Regions from separate parts of the Homo sapiens genome. Here region 1 is linked to region 2. Evidence: read pairs that join two places in POLR2A ChIA-PET (ENCODE). Cell type or tissue: CD4-positive, alpha-beta T cell. All regions are shown on one strand. Links, peaks and the distances in the headings refer to the core of each region. The heading gives the core; the rest is flanking DNA.

The links. ChIA-PET counts read pairs that join two places held together with the same protein. Peaks named below come from ENCODE experiments on the same cell type or tissue, not always from the same donor. Only the 100,000 strongest peaks of a DNase experiment are listed, where the experiment ranks them.
Region 1: POLR2A ChIA-PET joins it to region 2 with 21 read pairs; 12 of 35 experiments call an interaction of 5 or more read pairs at or near these places.

What each region holds. Positions count from the first base shown.
Region 1 is chr13:48,558,437-48,567,830 of GRCh38, reverse strand. LINC01077 (long intergenic non-protein coding RNA 1077) reads left to right here. Exons shown (of 2, transcript NR_170270.1): 2 at 1-233. Among named protein-coding and RNA genes, the nearest start is that of LINC00462, 18 kb to the left of the region's middle. RefSeq lists an enhancer at 6,136-6,235. In CD4-positive, alpha-beta T cell, for the core only: no CTCF peak of the experiment used is centred there; DNase peaks (open chromatin) are centred at 5,340 and 6,210; H3K4me3 peaks cover 691 bases.
Region 2 is chr13:48,500,729-48,510,122 of GRCh38, reverse strand. RCBTB2 (RCC1 and BTB domain containing protein 2) reads left to right here. Exons shown (of 15, transcript NM_001268.4): 11 at 7,209-7,399; 12 at 8,255-8,381. It overlaps LOC124903173, which reads left to right and starts at 3,317. Exons shown (of 1, transcript XM_047430824.1): 1 at 3,317-5,739. The coding sequence starts at 3,416. The coding sequence ends at 4,039. RefSeq lists an enhancer at 4,347-4,616 and a silencer at 9,201-9,360. In CD4-positive, alpha-beta T cell, for the core only: no CTCF peak of the experiment used is centred there; DNase peaks (open chromatin) are centred at 4,292, 4,962 and 5,292; H3K27ac peaks cover 2,229 bases.

The sequences.
Region 1 (9,394 bases), core at 508-8,507, 58 kb before region 2:
CTGCATGATGATAGAAGGATAATTAAGATGCTGTATCTTAATTATCTGGTAGCAGAAATATGAGTCTCCTAGTCTCAAGACTTCAAACAGTAAGCAGTGGACTGTACAAGATCACGAGGCAGTCATCCCCTCTCTGCTCTGTTCCCTCTCCTCTACAATCCTTGGAGAAAGCTGTATAGGTTGGGTTGTCCTCAAAACCTTAGACATATGTGAAATACACAGGATTTTGGAAAGTGGTGTTTTTGTTTGTTTGTTTTTTAAGGTACTAAAAGAAATAAGAGATTGTACCTTCTGAGTCAGGCAAAATGAATGGAAACTGTTGAAAGCTCCTTAGGAAAAGGGATCACGGTAAAAGCTAATCAGGCTTCACATCAGCTTTCCCTTACTGGGTCACTTTAGGAGCAAAATAAGAAATAAATGATTACAAACTTGAACATGAGTCAAGAACCACTCCTGACTAGGGATCACTGATTTGAGTTAAAGAATGTAGAACGCCTTTCCATTAAAGGAAAAACTCTTTGGTTTTGAATTGGGAACAGGGGATTCAGTAAGATTCAGTCACAATTTAAATAAATATGTATTCTAACTATCTCTACTAAAGGGGCCAAGAAGCAGTAATATCTCAGTAGCAATGGACACATCTGATACCCAGATTTTGGTTTCTAAATATCATTGCACTGGGCATCTTGGAGAAACTGAATAGGTTCAGGGCTAGGAGAGAGAAAGTACAAGGTAAGCCTGTTCTGTACCAGAAAGTAGAAAAACATTCAAAGACCTATAGGTTTACGTAAAAAAAAGACATAAGATCTTGCAGGCCCAAACAGGGATAAGTGGCTCCCTGAGGAAGGAATCTAATGGACAGAAACAACTCTACCCACCAGTCATGTGGTTAATGTTATGTAAATGATGCTTTTGAAGCCACTTAAACCATACAAAGTTTTCTTTTCTTTTTTTTTTTTTTTTAAGAGTTTTGCTCTTGTTGCCAAGGTTGGAGTGCAATGGCGTGATCTCGGCTCACGGCAACCTCTGCCTGCCGGGTTCAAGCGATTCTCCTGCCTCGGCCTCCTGAGTAGTTGGGATTACAGGCATGTGCCGCCACCACACCTGGCTAATTTTTTGCATTTTTAGTAGAGATGGGGTTTTGCCATGTTAGCCAGGATGGTCTCGATCTCCCAACCTCAGGTGATCCGCCCACCTTGGCCTCCCAAAGTGCTGGGATTACAGGCTGAGCCACCGTGCCCAGCCTATAAAGTCTTAAATACCCCAAATTAATCTTGGTCTTCTTTGTATATTCATTCTCCTCTTTCTTGCTCATAAGATTAGGTACTTAGTTTATATTTATGGATTTGATTTAGTTTTTTATTGTTTTTTTTTTTTTTCATTGAAAGGGACTTTTGGAAAGTAACCAATTATTTGATCATATAAATAATCACCTTGAGGGTTATCTGTTTTCCAACTTTAGATTTTCCTATACTGGATTTCCTAAAAGCAAAGAATATACACTGTACTCATATATGTACGTGTATATTACAGAACTAAAAACTATAAGTGGTGGTGTATGAAGTTTATAAATGAATTTAGGTAATTAATGGGAAAATTAGAATGAAGTTCCAAACATATTGCAATTTGTTTAATAGATGTTTGATTCAGACATCACCTAAAGTTTTATATTGTATTGTAAATATATTGAATAAGCTTTAATAACGAGTACAATTGAATTAAACATATAAAGTTTCTCTCCATCATCCCCTAACGCACTCCCCACAGAAGACTTACAGGCCTCATAATAACTAAGGGCCTGTGTGTCACAGACCCTAGGACACAAAAGGCAGGAATATCTTTGATGAGATTATCACTCTCTAGTACCTCCTCCGAAATCTGGAGAATCCACCTGCAGTACCTCTGAGATGAAGGACATTTTGATTTGATGTGGCAAAGTCAGATGAGCCACATGAAATTTCAAGAATACATTTCTCACGTTCCCAGTTGCAAGCATACCTGTGAAATATAGCCTAATAGATGGAATGTTACCTGAAGCCTACAGAAATTAAAGGCTGATGCCTCATGTTGTCCCTGGGCTAAATCTGTGGTCCTCAGAAGACTGACCTCACCAGCATGCCTCATCTGGGGCACACGCACATGCACACTCACACTCATGCTAACACACTCACACATACCTATGTTTCCCACTCCCTGCTCTGGCTGATCGAGTTGCTTGTGTGCAGACTGTTTCATCATTGCAACTACTACTTGTTTTCTGGTCTGTACCTTGGCTAACTTGAGGAGAGCCACTTTTTTCTGTGTGCAGATATGAGAAAAAGCCTGAATTCTTCCTTCTGGTTGAATTAGTGACTACAGGAGTTTCTTACACTCTACCTAAGATCGGTGAAATAATCCAAGAATTACCCGACTCAGGTGCAGTTTGGTGGCCTCTGGCCATGCACATTGGATTGGGTACCTTAAATCATGGCCTAGCAGCTCCATCTCAGTCAGGGAGTTTCCTGACCCCAGGCTTGGCGTATGGGAGGCCTTATTTATCTGGTCAACCTTCCAACTCTCTAGGAACAGAGCTGTTCCTCCCCTAAAAAGGCATACCACAGAAATCATCTGTCCACACCAAATGTTTATTGATTTTATCCTTATAATGCTCATCAGGGTTTCTCAGCTTCAGCACTATTGACATGTCGGACTGGGTGACTGTCGTTGGGGGCTTTCCTGTGCATTGAAAGATGATTAGCAGCACCTCTGACCTCTACTCACTGAATGCCAGCAGACCTTCCAAAGTTGTGACAACCAAAAATGTCTCCAGGAATTGCCAAATGTCTCCTGAGAGACAAACTCATCCATGAATAGATACACTGATATACACAAATAATATTGTTCAAATTGGCTAACCATCTTGGGTTACAATCACCTGAAATCTGTACAATCGTCTTACCATTTCATGCTTAGCAATTACCTACATTATCATAAGGCAGGTATCAACTACATTTTAAAAAGCAGAAAATATTGAGTGGTCATAACAGTTTGAGCTATCATAGTCTTGGTCTTAAACTGTATTCCTACTTCCTCTAGTCAAATATATCTGTGACTTTTTTAGGCCCCTTTTTCCCCTCACAATACTCAATTCTAAGATAAACTGCAGTGCGCATTTGTTTTTATTTTCTCTTGCCTAAAGAAAGGACACAGGACAAAGTTACTGATAACTCCAAGTTGCAGAGTCAGTATTTGTAAAACCTCTCAAAGTGTCTCTTATCACTGTTATAATACAGCAGGTCAGCAGTCAAAAGAGGAAAGGAAACAGGGAAAGATGATCTTTTTAAACTGGTGTAAACATCCTTCTTTATTTGCCATGGCCCCTTATTATCATCACTTTTCCTTAGCTGGGACATTATTGCCAATTTCTCCAGAGATAAGATAGCATTTATTTATCATTATTTCTACATAAGAAACTTGAGGACATTGTGTTTTTCTGCCTTTGAAGTAGCAATTTCATTTTCAATCTCTCTCCAAGATGCTGATGGGCAACTGTATATCCTATCTTCCCTTGGGCACTTTTACCAACAAACCGTCTAAAACACTAGCAGAATCTATTGCTCTGTCTTCCGGGTGAGTCACACAGCTTATTAAAAGCTTATCAAGGCCAGAGCAAGCTCAGATGACTTGATAGTTGATGAAACAGAAAAGTTTTTTTATTTTTTAATTTAAGGAAGTCTCACATGGCCTAATTAATGCTAAGGTTCCTACGGCCATGGTCCCTTATAGTTTAAACACTTATATTTAAATATGATAATTACCCTTAAATAATTATAGCAATCCAGCCTTGAATACAAAGCAACCAGAAGAATGGGATTGATAATTGGAAACTTTATAGAATAATTAGGGAAGAAATTACTTTCTCTTGGTCCTCTGTAGAACTGGGAATTTTTAGAGCAGGGAGAGACTTTGGGGTTTACCTAGACCAGTCCTTTTATATTACAGATGAGGAAGCTGGGAGTCAGGGTGATCTGGTGATTTATCTAAGGTCAGCAGACAGCTGTTGACCAAAAAAAACAAAAGAAAAGACAGAAATTTTCCCATGTTTTTCCATTAGACCATGGATTTATATTATTTTTGGACATTTGGACAATAAAGAAATCTATTTGCTAATTAAATTGAGACTTTTTATAGCTAGACATGATAACAGTAAGGGGCCATGATGATAATAAGGGACCATGGCAAATAAAGGAAGATTTTTACACCAGTAGCACCAGTAGTGCTAGACATTATATGTATCTCTTAGAAAGAGGTTTGTAGTACAGAGATCTGGGCATAGAGAAAAGTATATTATTTATGGCTTCAATACAGATTTCTAGGAACATTTAGATATTGGGTACATTTAAGTTCAGTGAAGAAGAAAGAAAATCAAGTTCATCATTTTGTGATTTTTTTTTTTTTTTTTTTTTGAGACAGAGTCTTGCTCTGTTGCCCAGGCTGGAGTGCAGTGGCGCAGTCTAGGCTCACTGCAATCTCCACCTCCCAGATTCAAGTGATTCTCTTGCCTCAGACTCCCGAGTAGCTGGGACTACAGGCATGCACCACCACACCCGGCTAATTTTTGTATTTTAGTAGAGACAGGGTTTTGCCATGTTAGCCAGGCTGGTCTTGAACTCCTGACCTCAGGTGATCCACCCGCCTCGGCCTCCCAAAGTGCTGGGATTACAGGTGTAAGCCACCGTGCCCGGCCTGATTTAAATGAAGAACTGATTGCATTTGAAACCATTTTGACCAATAGAGGAGATAGTCAAGTATTGCTGGAAATAAAATGTTTTCTGCCAGTTGCTTTTGGTTTCAGCAATCTTGAGTAGAGATATCATTGAAAAAGAAATCTGATAGGAAGAATTCAAGGCAAAGAGACCATTGTGGTTGAAGAGGCCTATCATTCTAGACAGAGATGGGAAATGGCATTGCCTAACATCTAAGTTAATCTAGACAGCTGCAATGGTCAGGAGCCCTTGTTCTGCAGCCTCCACTGCCCAGTTTCAAGCCACATCTGCTGTATTATATTAACCTTGTCCACCTTTACCCTGTATGACACTACTATAATTAGGTTCCTTCTCCCTTCAGGTAAGAAATCATTAAAAAATTTTTTGGTGTTCCCATAGACTTTGTCCAAGCTTAGGCGTATTATTTAGTTGGTCTGAGGAAATTGTACCAAGTTTGAGTCTGCAATTTTGGGCAGAGAGGTTTACTCCATGGCAGAACAGAAACCCACACCTGAATCTCCCTGGTTCAAATATGAAGCCACACTTTGCATGAGTAAGTACTTCTGTGGTTCAGAGGCAGCTCTCACTACCTCTATGGGAGCTAACTCTCATGCGAGTGGTTTGAGGTTTCCTTCTCTGAGGTGAGTGTTGCTTCCTGCAGATAAGCGACTAAACATCTCAAATCAGGGTGTATCACATTTTCTATGAAGGTGATATTCAGTGAAGAAGACACTGGTCCACATAATTTCTATTTGCAGTAGACTTGTTTTTTGATTTATCATCGTCATCCTGAAAGAATAGCTTTCAACAGCAGGTTTCTGTATACTTTTGGTCTGTGAGTCCATTTCAGTGAACATTTTCTAAACACTGTCATTGGGTTCACTGTTTTGACAGGTCCAGTAGAGAAAATGGTCCTTTCAGGAGCAACATCTAGTTTATTTTTCCTGTCACTTTACTGTAGTTTAGATACATTTGCTTCAAGTTGCATGGGTTGTTTTGTGTATCTCAGTCACTTACTTCCTTTTTCAAAAACATCAGAGCAGTAAATGGTGCAATTGCTGCTGAATTTTTTTGTGTACTTTATTCCCCTGATTAAGAGTGTGTAAATTCACTGATTCAGATGCTACATAACAATAAACCTAAAAATAGTAATATCAATATTTATCAATGTTTACTTGGTAAATGACAAATTTATCATGACCTTAAATATTTTAAAAATTAAATATTACTGCAAATAGAGTCACAAAAAATGACTGAGCATTTTGGGTTGGATTTTCAAAGTCTTAATGGAATGAGTAAGTCTGGTTTCTTAGTACTAATCTCTCAAAAAATCAAGGTGTTTGGGAAAGAGCCAATATTATAATGAGCTTGAGGAATATTATCAAATTAGTCCTGGTTGATGCAGTGACTGTCCTAACTTGTGAAGCCACTAGTCTCCATTTGAAGATGTCAACATCAAAAGTGAAACCGTGCCCACAGTGCTCCAGGCAGTGAAGAGGAAACCAAAATGAAAAAGCCTCACCCCCATGAGCTTCTAATTACAGGGAAATAATAGGTAGGAGATTGTAAGGGACAAATGAACAGAAATAACAAGATAATATTGAGCAAGAAGAAATTTTAGAATGAGCTCAGGAAAATAATTCCATCAAACTTCTCAGTATAATCACTGGAGCCATTATACTGCATAATGTTGTTGGGGCTATTAGTATTAATAATAGTAATCATCATTACTACAAGTGCAGTGGAGAGAACAATTTTGCAGCTGTAGAAAGATAGTACAGATAGACTTCAAGAGAAATGTCCCTTCAGTCACATGATGCCATGTACAATATGAATTCTAAGAAAAAAAGATCCTAACCATTTAATTACCAAGAAAATGCTGCCTGACCACATTCGAGGGAAGTGTCTTCTTTACAACCATACTCTTTTAATTATAGAAGATAATTTTTTTTTTTCGTTCGGGTCTCACTCTGTCTGCTGTGGCACAATCATGGCTCACCGCAGCCTCTACCTCCTGGGCTCAAGCGATCCTCCTATCTCAGCCTCCCGAGTAGCTGGGACTACAAGTAAGCCCCACCCCACCTGGCTAGTTTTTGTTGTTGTTGCAGGTCTTGCTATGTTGCATAGGCTGACCTTGAACTCCTGAGCTCAAGCAGTCTCTCACCTTGGCCTCCCAAAGTGTTGTGATTATAGGAGTGAGTCCGGCAGAGAAGATGATTCTTAATATAACTGACTCAGCTGAAAAAACACCAGAACCGAGAAGGGTCGTTTTACTACTTGTTAGTTAGTAGCACATTTATCCATCTTACTATTTTCTTTCCTCTTTCAGAAATAACCTGCAAAATAAGTTTACCTTGTAACCCTGTGTAAGAAATCAGGTAAAGGGTATAAAATAGAATTTTAGATAAAAATTAAGATGTATAGATTATTTAATAGAGCATTTTTATAGAAATTTTTTATTGAGATAATTGTAGATTCACATGCAGTTGTAAGAAATAATCCAGAGAATACTTTCTACCAGTTTCCCTCATTTTGCAAAACTGTAGTATAATATAACAATCAGGATATTGAGAGTGATACAAGCCACCTATCTTATTCATATTTCCCCAGTTTAACATGTAAATATTTGTGTATTTAGTTCTATCCAATTTTATCATGTATATAGGTTCATGAATCCATCACCACAGTTAACATACAGAATATTTCATCACCACGAGGGTCCTCCTGCTGCCCGTTTATAACAACACCCACCTCTCCCCTCCCCCATCCTTAACCCCTGGCAACCACTAATCTCCATTTCTAAAAGTCTATCACCTTTAAACTGTTACATAAATAGGATCATAAAGGATGTAACCTTCCAAGATTGGCCTTTTTTCATTCACCGTAATTCCCTGAAGAATCACCCAAATTATGGCCTACGTCAATAGTTTGTTCCTTTTAATTCCTGAGTAATAGTCCAAGGAATGCGTGTATCACAGTTTGTTTAATCATTCATGTCTTGAAAGACATCTGGGCTGACTCCAGTTTTCAACTCTTACAGAAAGATGCTATGAACATTCTTATACAGCTTTTTATTTCATTTGATCAAGAGTACAATTGCTGGTCATATCGTAATTACATATTTAGCCTTATAAGAAATTACCAAACTGTTTTCAAAATGACTGTATCATTTTGCATCCCCACCAACAATGTAGGAGTGATCCTGTTTTTCCATATCCCTGACAGCACCTGGTGTGGTCACTGTTTTTTTATGTTAGTCATTCTGATGTGTGTGCAGTGATAGCTCATCATGGTCCTAAGCTGGATTTTCCTAATGGCAAGAGATGTTGAACATTTTTTCATATGCTTACTTGACAACCGTATGACCTCTTCAGTAAAATGTCTTTTCATGGCCTTTGTCCATTTTCTAATTGGATTGGTTTTTTGAAAGTTACATTTTGAGAATTCTTTATATTTTCTGGAAACCAGTCCCTTGTTGACTATGTTGTTTGTAACTATTTTCTCCTAGTCTGTAGTTGATCTTTTCATCCTCCTCCCATAGACTTTTGCAGAGCAAAGTTTTTAACTTTGAGGAAACCCAGCTGATATAGTCTAAAAACTTTTTGCCTAGCCCTAGATCTTGAAGGTCTTCTTCCTGTTTTGTTTTTGGTTGGTTTGTTTGTTTTTGTTTTTGTTTTTTTTCTGAGACAGAGTCTTGCTCTGTCACCAGGCTGGAGTGCAGTAGCACAATCTCGACTCATTGCAACCTCTGGCTCCTGGATTCAAGCAATTCTTCTGCCTCAGCCTTCAGAGGAGCTGGGACTACAGGCGTGCGCCACCATGCCCACCTAATTTTTTTGTATTTTTAGTAGAGACAGGGTTTCACCATGTTGGCCAGAATGGTCTCCATCTCCTGACCTCGTAATCCGCCCGCCTCGGCCTCCCAAAGTGCTGGGTTTACAGGCGTGAGTCACCGCGCCCGGCCTTGTTTTTAATATTTTGTAGTTTTGTGTTTTACAGTTAAGTTCATCTTTCGGTTGGTTTGTATAACGTATGATATTTAGGTTGAGTTCTTTTGTTTTTGATTTGTATTGTTTTGTTTTTTGCCTATGGGTGTTCAATTGCTCCAGCACCATTTGTTGAAAAGATTTAACTTCCTCCATTCAATTGCTTTTGTGGATGTATTGTCAAATGATTTTTGTGTGAATTGACACTATCATATTATCTTTTCCTTAGGCCGATATACCAATGTTTAATTTTGAATGTTGAACCAATCTTACATTCCTAGAATAAGTCCAAATTGGTCATGGCGTAGAATTCTTTTACACACTATTGGATTTAGTTTGCTAATATTTTGTTAAGGATTTTTATGTTTAAATTCATGAGAGATATTGGTTTGTGGATTTCTTTTCCTTTCTTCTTTATTTTTTAATACTGTCTTTGTCATATTTTAGTGTCAAGGTAATACTGGGCTCATAAAATGAGTTGCGAAGTATTTCTGCTGTTTCTATTTTCTGGAAGAGTTTATGTAAAACTAGTGCTAATTTTTTTAGATGTTTGGATAAATTCACCCATGAAAACATCTGTGACTGAAGATTTATTTTTCATGAGCTTTTAAATTATGAATTTAATTTCTCTAATGGTTATAGCTACTCAGATTGTCTATTTCA
Region 2 (9,394 bases), core at 790-8,789:
AAATTAAGATTTACTTTTGTGCACTTGTTTGCAAGGTTGTGTTATGTAATTAGCACATCCAGAATTAGTTTCCACGTTATTCTGATATTTTTGAAAGCCTTTGGAATTTCTCAAGCATGGTCAGATCACTGCCTTTCCACTTTTCATTTCCTGATAGTAGTGTAGAGCAAAAACGTTTCACTATCTTTTCTTTTAAACCAGGGTTGCAGTCATTGTAGAAATGAATGCTGCTGTTTTTACTGCATATATCTTTATTATATTTAATTTTAAAAGAAATATGTAGACAAACAGATTAGCTCACATTTATATGCAGTTCTTTTCTAATTTTCTGCTGGAATACTTAACAATGAAAATGAAGAACCAAATTGTCATTTTTCAACTGCCTCAGTTTTCATTTGGGTATTGTGAACTTGGCTGACTTTCTTTAACCTATGTTTTAAAAGTTTTATTTAACCAATTTAACATAGGTTAATTTTATAGGTTAAATAAAACTTTTTTCTCCAAAAACCTTAAAATTTAAGACCCCTGGCCCCTTCAGAATTGGGAGGAGGGACAATAATGGAGGCAGGAGGTGGTGCAGGTAGATGCCTGCAGCTGTTCATTCACACATCTTGTAGCTTAGAGCTCCTCAGAAGAGAAGGGACAGTCCTGAGGCTTTGAATAACCACAAAAGTGCCTCAGTTGGTAGGGACACTTAACATTTAAACTGAAAAACAGAGTTAAAGGATCAAATAAAGATGGCATGGAAATAAAAACGATGGATTTGTATGGCCTGTTATTTTTTTATTTTTATTTTTTGAGACACAGTCTCCCTGTCTTCCAGGTTGGGGTGCAGTGGTGCAATCACGGCTCACTGTAGTCTTGACTTCCCAAGCTCAGGCGATCCTCCCACCTTAGCCTCTGGAGTAGCTGGGACTACAGGAGCATGCCACCATACCTAGCTAATTTTTGTGTTTTTTGCAGGGCCAGGGTTTTGCCACATTGCCCAGGCTGGTAGCTCCTGGGCTCAAGTGATCCTCTTATCTCGGTCTCCCAAAGTGCTGGGATTACAGGTATGAGCCACTGCGCCTGGCCTGGCCCATTACTTTTTATGGTGCTCCTACACTTACCCAGAACTTTAGCACATCCATCCCTGGTCTCACAGAATCTGCCGTCATTGCCCACCAGTGACTTGCTGCATTGCACTGCTGGTCCCTGATCCAGAATGATCACCCAAGGCTTCTGATTCAGGTTCTCACTGGGGCAGATGGATTGTGGGGCGTCAAGGTGGGAGAAAGAAAAAGTAGCAGAGAAGCAGGTAATGGGAATGGAAGCTGTGTGAGTGCCAAGTTGCTTAACTGGACATTGGGAGTTATCTATTGCATTTCTGTCTTCTTAAACTGCAGTTATTTTTGAATTATAATTTGGTTATAAAAATCATGGATGGGCCAGGCACTCACGCCTGTAATCCCAGCACTTTGGGAGGCCAAGGCGGGCGGATCACCTGAGGTCAGGAGTTTGAGACCAGCCTGGCCAACATGGTGAAACCCTGTCTCTACTAAAAATATAAAAATTAGCTGGGCACAGTGGCACATGCCTGTAATCCCAGTTACTTGGGAGGCTGAGGCACGAGAATCCCTTGACCCCAGGAAGTGGAGGTTGCAGTGAGATCGCGACACTGCACTCTAGCCTGGGCAGTAGAGTGAGACTCTGTCTCAAAAAAAAAAAAAACATGGATGAATGTTTTAAATGAGATGTTCCTGATTTTCTGTTTTCCGTACTTGAATTTCAAGTGGTGGTTTCTGAACTTGCACAGTTTCAACCAGGCACTCAATCACGGGCGTATTCCGAGGGAGGGGTTTATAGGTCTGTGCTGGGACTTGTTCTGCACTTCTCCACCCTTTCCAGGGATGGGAAAGTCAAGTATATGTCATAACTTATCCCTGGGGAACCCCGGAGCCTTACTTCTGACTCTTCTGCGGCCCATTGCAGGAAAGCCTGACTAATTAGGAACTGGATTGAATGTGGGGTGGGGTGGGTTTCAGTTCTTAGTTACCTGTTCACAGAAGTGGGAAGGAGAAATCTGTCTACATTGTTTTCTTTGCTGGAGCAACCATCCAAGGGAAACCTTTTAAAATCTTTCCCAGAAAAAGATTTTATTTATGATGGAGAATACTGATATTTGTCAGCAATTTATGTTTACATAAAAATAAGTTTAATGATTAAAATGATTGTCTTCTCCTAATCCAGTCATCCAATCTTTCTGAAGTTTCAGTACCTTGGGGACAGATTGACCAACATTTGTATCTTTGTTCTTAACGTTCCCTAACGGCATATTTTAAACTAAACTGATGTGAAGCTAACTTTTCCTTGAATTTCTGAGAATTCTTTGACTTCTGAGGTAGTTGGTATAATACTTGGGCTCTTACAAAACCAGGATTGGGAATCCCTGCTGTGGATCTGTCATCTTTGCTGTTTCTTCTCCAATATTCTTCTCCCTCACAGATGACCTTTCACCCCCCTCAAGGTTTTCCAGTTTCTATTCTTTCTCACTCTCTGCTTTTTCATTTCTAGTACTTCATAGCCAATAAGCTCAGCAGTTGTTGTTGATCATTCCCTCAAGGTGACACAAAACCTGTTTATTATCAACATGTAGTGATTTTTTTTCCCATTAAGATTGGCTACAAAATAAAAGTGTGAAATACGCCAGACATCCTGACAGTAAAGGTTAGCTCAGTTGATAGTCATTGTCTGTCGCATGTCTGGCTGGAAAATTGGAACGTCGGTGTTTGCTGCTTGGTGTGAGTCCAGTTTAAAAACCAACGATGACCTTAGGCAATGGCAGGATTCCTTAGCGGTTGCTTGGGTCACAAGCCTAGACCTGAAAGTACCCTCTAAACTTTCTGCATTCTCATTCCTGTAGCAGCTACTGCAGCCAACCAAATCCGCGCCCCACCCCTGACTTCCCATGTGGAGCCGGGTGTGCCAGGTATATGTCACAAGGCCATGCCCCGGGACGGGCAGCATCACATGGCCTTCCCTGACCCACCCTTTGGCTCTGTCTGTCCCAGCCCTTCTCTAGAGAGTAGTGTCCCACTTCAGGTCACCAGCTGCTCTAGGGGCAGAGGCTACCCTCTTTCATGGATGCTAATAACAAAGAACAAACATCTCAGAAGGGAACATAAGAACCGCATTATTTGGCTTTTCTGATGTTGGGCAGATCAGTGAAGGATGCTGTTGTGCTCCAGTCACTGACATTTTTCATAGAACATTACCCCAAAGGACACAGAAATGATTCCAAAAAATGTAGAAGTCTTTGCCTAGTAGGTCACTGCAAAGTGCTAAAATCTGAAGAAAGGAAGAGCAGTTCATAAATGCTTATCTTCACATTGTTCATTGGGCTGCCCTAACCTCCCCTGCTCCCAGAGAATGCCAGATGGCTTTACAATTGAGGTGGTTCAAACACAGAAGGCCCTTTTTCCTTTTATTAATTGCTCAGCTATGTGTACATTGGCCCCCACACCTGCCACCTGACCAGCGCGGCTTCTGCCTCCCTCAGCACTGCCAGCCGGGGGTTTTCTTAGACTCATCCCCTGGGCCACCTTCCGCTCCTCTCCCTCCCTCTGCATTAACATCCAGGCCACCCTCATTACTCCTTGGCAACCTAGCTTGGGTTGGCCTCCCCAGCCAGCCTTCCAGACTATTCTTTCTCTCCCTTGCAGCCTGTCTTGCACACCACTGTGGCCAGGTCAGTCTTTCTGAGAATACCATTTCCTCACATCATGGCCCTGTTTACAAAGCAGTTTCCCATTTGCCTATCACATCAGATCAAATCAGAACTCTTCGGCTCTGGATTGAAGCCGACGCCACTGTTCCTGGCAAGCCTCATTGCCCTCCGATCCCGGCGTTGGCCTCCGTCCCTGTCAGGTCTTGTACGATGCTGCTCTCTGCCATCCTGCCGTCTCCAGCTCTGCCTGCATGTTGGTCCTGCATTGCTCTCCACCTCACAGACTCTTATTCCACGGCTCTGGCCAGTCCAAAGCATACATGGCCCAGTTAGTTCCCTTTTACTTGAAATATTCCCTGAGGAGCCCCCAGGTATTTTTCCTTACTCACTGGAGACTTGTAGTCAGGGCCACACTGATGTCATTTGGGAATTATTTGCAAAGTCACAGATCTGGACTTCTCTCTCCAGCTAAATCATGAGTTCCTCAGCTAAATCACGGGCCCACAGTTCTGCAGCAGCTGGTAAACACTTTTAGTCACGGAAGGAAGCCTTTTTCGGTTCTCAGCTCTGCCAAGGAACTTATTTCACGTACACAAAACCACAAACCGTGAGAGGATTGCTGCCTGTATCCTGTTCCCCCTCATCTTTTTTTTTCTTTGAAAAGATGGTAAAGCTGATTATAAGAATTTAAATAACGTGGCCCTAGAACTACACTCTGACTCTGATCCGCGTGTCCTGCCCACAGCACCAGGCCACGAAGACAGACCATGTCGCTATCCTCACATTTGCTTGTAACTTAGGAGGCTTGCCAGTAAAATCGATACTAACAGTGGACGTACTTCTCTTTGAATAAGTTTATTCTATTTCCTTCTCCCATTTTCTTTATTTGTTGAAAAGAATGATGCTGATTGAGAAGCCAAATATTGTTAACCATTTTCCCCGTCTGGCACGGTTCTTTTGCACAGCACTGGATTAGGCCAGGGGACTGGCCTAACCCTGCAAATATCAGGAAAGGACTCTTCTAGGGAAAGTCGTACTAATTTGAATTGATCACTAGAAATACATGGTCTCCACCTAAAAGATGCTTTGTCACTTAAAAGGCTGAGTAGTCATCATAATGTAAAGAAACCTCTATTGTCATGCAACCATTTGCACCCAGACATTGTGCCTGGTTGGCACTTAACATTTTATCACTTGATTCTCACACCACCCTTGCAATGTGATGAAACCAAGGCTCCTAGGTGCTAAGTGACATTCCCCTAGTCACGCAGCCTAGTGCTAGTCACGCAGCCTAGTGGTAGAGCGAGGATTCAAACCCAGTTTTTGTTTTCCTTTGAGCTGGAGCTGCAAGAAAAAAAAAAAAAAAGAAAGAAATAAAAAACAAACCTAGGTTTGACTCCAAATCCTGAGCTCTCCACTGTGGGCCATCGTAGCCTTTTTTTCCTCTAGTATTTTTGGGTGGTTTTCAAGGGCTAAGAACGATCCTCATAATAAGTCAGTGAGATTACCGCACATGAGAACAGCATGTCTCAGCCTCTGAGGCGAGCCGGTACAAGCTCCAGGTTCTGTGATAACACCTCCCTCCTGGTTTGAGAGCAACTGCCTAAAGGAGGCAGTGGAGGATCATCCTCACCCTTCAGGTGCTAGCCCGTGTCAGTGGGGTCTTACACAACCTTTGCTCTGTGTTGTTGAGTCTTCCTCAGTCAGTAAAGTGACCCATAGATTATATTCAGTAAGACACCACGTTATGTGCTTAGAGAGAATTAAGCCAGTGATTAGGCCTGCCAGAAACTGGTCATCTCGCTGAACAGGTGAAACGGATGCATAAAGTAACAGGGCCAGGCTGGAATGGTGTGGACAGGAAGTGCTGCAGGAGCTCAGGTGAGCGGGAGACCTCAAACTTGGGGCAGTTTGAACTGGGCCTTACAAGATGGGTAGGGTTTGTAAGGCAGAGAGAAAGAACATTCCTGAACAACCATGTATGAAGTCATTGAAGGTCAATGAGAAAGCCTGTTTGTTGAAACAGGGTGTGTGGACAAAATTGACTTGTGAGATGTCTGTACAGAGGTGACGCCAAATCATGGATGGAGTTATGTCTTGTGTCAGGATTTTATCTGAGAGAAGCCACTGCCCGTGTGAAAGTTCTGATGAGAACGGTGTTCCAAGAGGATGATTAACCTGCCAGCACTGTGTGAGTTGGGGCAGAAGAGAGAGTCTAAGGCAAGGGAGACCTGGGAGGCTGTTACAGGGGCCAGATGTGGGGTGTACCTGACCCCCCAGTGGTGGCTGAGGGGAGACATTACAAAGAAAGCATCTTTGTTATTTAACTGGATATTCTAAAGAAAGTGGTAAATGAGGAGGGAGAAGTCAAAGATGACCCTGAAGTTCTGAGCCTAAGTCTCTGAGGATGCTGGTACCATTGTCTGCTGTAGCAAAATCAAGATGGGGACTTCCCCTGGGTTAAAAGAGTTTACCATTTTCCTTCAATCTGTATGGTGGCTTATTCTGATGGAAAAGAAATTACTTCCAGATCAACAAGACAATGTTTTCCATTAAGAAGTGTTCTGAGGCCGGGTGCAGTGTCTCACACCTGTAATCCCAGCACTCTGGGAGGCCAAGGTGGGCGGATCATTTGAGCTCTGGAGTTCAAGACCAACCTGGGCAACATGGCAAAACCTTGTCTCTACAAAAAATACAAAAGTTAGTCAGGTGTGGTGGCTTGCACCTGTAGTCCCAGCTACTACAGAGGCTGAGGTAGGAGGATCGCTTGAGCCTGGGAAGCAGAGGTTGCAGTGAGCCAAGATCCAAGATTGTGCCACTGCACTCTAGCCTGGGTGACAAGGCAAGACTCCTCTGTCTTAAAAAAAAAAAATTGTTCTGAGAATTACCTCCTCATCAATCGTGAACTTAGAGCAGTAGGGCATATCACATAGTGATCCTAGGAAACTGCTCTCCTGGGCTCCAGGTCATACAGCCCAGTGTGGTAGAACTACTGAATTTACTCTGTGCAATAGGAGTTGGAATGACCCATAGCATTCTAAAAATTGGTGAAGTCTTCATTAAAATATTTATTTATTGGCCCTCAGTCCAGATGACCCAAATCTTTATTATTTTCTTCAGTAAGTGATGTTTTAGGGGGAAAAATTTTAAACCACCCTTTTTTGGTAGGGGGGACCACTACTCTCTTGGGTTATACTTGAATTTCAAAACAGGATGGTGCATATTTTTATAGGCCTACTGGCTAGAAGTGGTACAAACAGATCTTCATGAGTTATAAGTGCCATTGAAGTGTGGCTTAAATGTAAATAACGGTTTGGTGCCTGATAATTTAGGAGATGAGGTGTATGAGTCATGTGGTGGTTTGTTTTGTTTTGTTTTTTCCTTTTCCTGACCCTTTTTGTAATTTTATGATGTCCCACATCAGTTAAACCTGGCGGGAGGAGGACCCAACTTGTTTCTGCCCCGGTCACTGTGCTTATGTGGTGTGTGTTTGTGAATTTAGGATTATCGAGATTGCAGCCTGTCACTCCACACACACGTCTGCGGCCAAGACGCAGGGTGGGCACGTGTACATGTGGGGCCAGTGCCGGGGTCAGTCCGTGATCCTCCCGCACCTCACCCACTTCTCCTGCACTGACGACGTGTTTGCCTGCTTTGCCACGCCCGCCGTCACGTGGCGCCTCCTCTCCGTGGGTAAGCTGGTCACTGTCCATTTGGGGGATGGCCTGAAAATCTGGGAAAGAGCTCAGGGCTTTACTTTGATAATGAGGATTTTGTTAGGTGCACTATCATAATTTATTTCTCTCTGATGGGCTTCTACAAAAGGGAACTAATTTTATTTTCTTCAGAGCATCAGAAATCAACACCAGTACTAAACTAAAAGTAATTTTATTTGACTACTTTTTTTTTTTTCTTTAAGAGAGAAAGATGAGGTCTTGCTCTGTTGCCCAGGCTGGAGTGCGGTGGTGCAATCATAACTCGCTGTACCCTTCAGCCCCTGGGTTCAAGCGATCCTTTTGCCTTAGCCTATTGAGTAGCTGGGACTATACATACCCATTACCATGCCTGGCTAATTTAAAGAAACTTTCTTTGGAGGTGGGGTCTCTCTGTGTTGCCCAGGCTGGTCTTAAACCGTGGGCCTCAGACCATCTTTCTGTCTCTGCCCCTGCCAAAGTGTTGGGATCACAGGTGTGAGCCATTGTGCCCTATCCTTATTTGAGTGCTTTTTAATTTTACTGAGAAACTGTTTTTTACTTTTAACTAGCGTATTTACTCAAATGTTTAAAATTTCATGCAAAATTAGTGATGTGGCTTGGGACTTTTTCTTGTTATTTTGCCAGATTTATAAGCAGATATTTGTGAGATTCTTATTCTTAATGATTACAGAGATGCAAATCTGTCTTCAGGGGAAAAAATCCATTGCTCAGTTGCTCAGTTATTTTGAGGAATTGGTACTTTCATGAGTACCAGTAGAGTAGTGCCATATCCTGTCCTGTGTGTTCATTATGTCTGTAGCTAACTCTGGAAGCATTTGCATTATTCTCCTAGAACCTGATGACCACCTCACAGTGGCTGAGTCACTGAAGAGGGAATTTGACAACCCGGACACTGCAGACCTGAAGTTTCTAGTTGATGGAAAGTACATTTATGCACATAAAGTCCTTCTCAAGATTCGGTAAGGAATCATTTATTTGAGAATTGAGAAAAGTAATTCGTTCAACAATTATATTCTAAGTGTCCAACTATATTAGGCACCTCAGTAATCAAGAAAAATTGTAAGGCTGTTTTTGCTCTTACAAGCATACAGTGGAGCGGGGAGAAATATACATGAAACAAGAAATAACACAGGTTGTGTGGTTCCGGGAACCAGTACCATAGGCGTTCCTTAGGCTTGAAAAGTGGCGTGGTCACCTTGGCAGCAGGGAGCAGCCAGCGCACGCTCCAAGTGTGTCCTGTGCTCTGAACACTGTATTGATACTTGGACGTCCATCAGTTACCGTTTCTGCCTGGGAATCAAGCTCAGCTCTTAATAATCACCTTCTTATAATCACTTGTGGCGTACTTTTAGATGGTTTAAGAAAGAGAAGATCAAGGCCTTTCCAGACCAAAAAGGTCTATAGTGAGGCTAGCACAGAGATTTTAAAAAATCACATTTGTGAATGTTTTTGAGCAATGAGCTGTGTGCATTTCAAATGTGCAGTTTGATGAGTGCTGACACATGTCTACGCCTGTGAAACCACTGCCCCACATCCAGACAGAGAACATTCCCATCACCCTTCAAAGACCCCTCATGTCCTAGCCCTGGGTGACCGCAGCTCCTTCTGTCACTGTAGCTGAGTTAGCATTTTCTAGAGTGTATTTAGATGGGATGATACAGGATGCATTCATTTGTGCTTGGCTTCTTTCTTTTACATGATGATTTTGAAATTCATTATGTTGTTGTGTAACAGATATTTAAATCCTACTGCAGTGAGTCACACACTCAACACAGCATTTTAGTCTCAAGTTCCTCTTTAGTAAGATCAAGCTGTGCAGCGTTTGCTCACTCTCTCTATATCACATCAACCTGCATGAAAGAAGGGGGGTGGATTTGTTTGCTGTAACACAGTACTATGGCCCGGGTGGCTTAAGCAACATAAAGTTCTGGAGGCTGGAAATCCCAGATCAAAAGTGTCACCTGGATGGGTT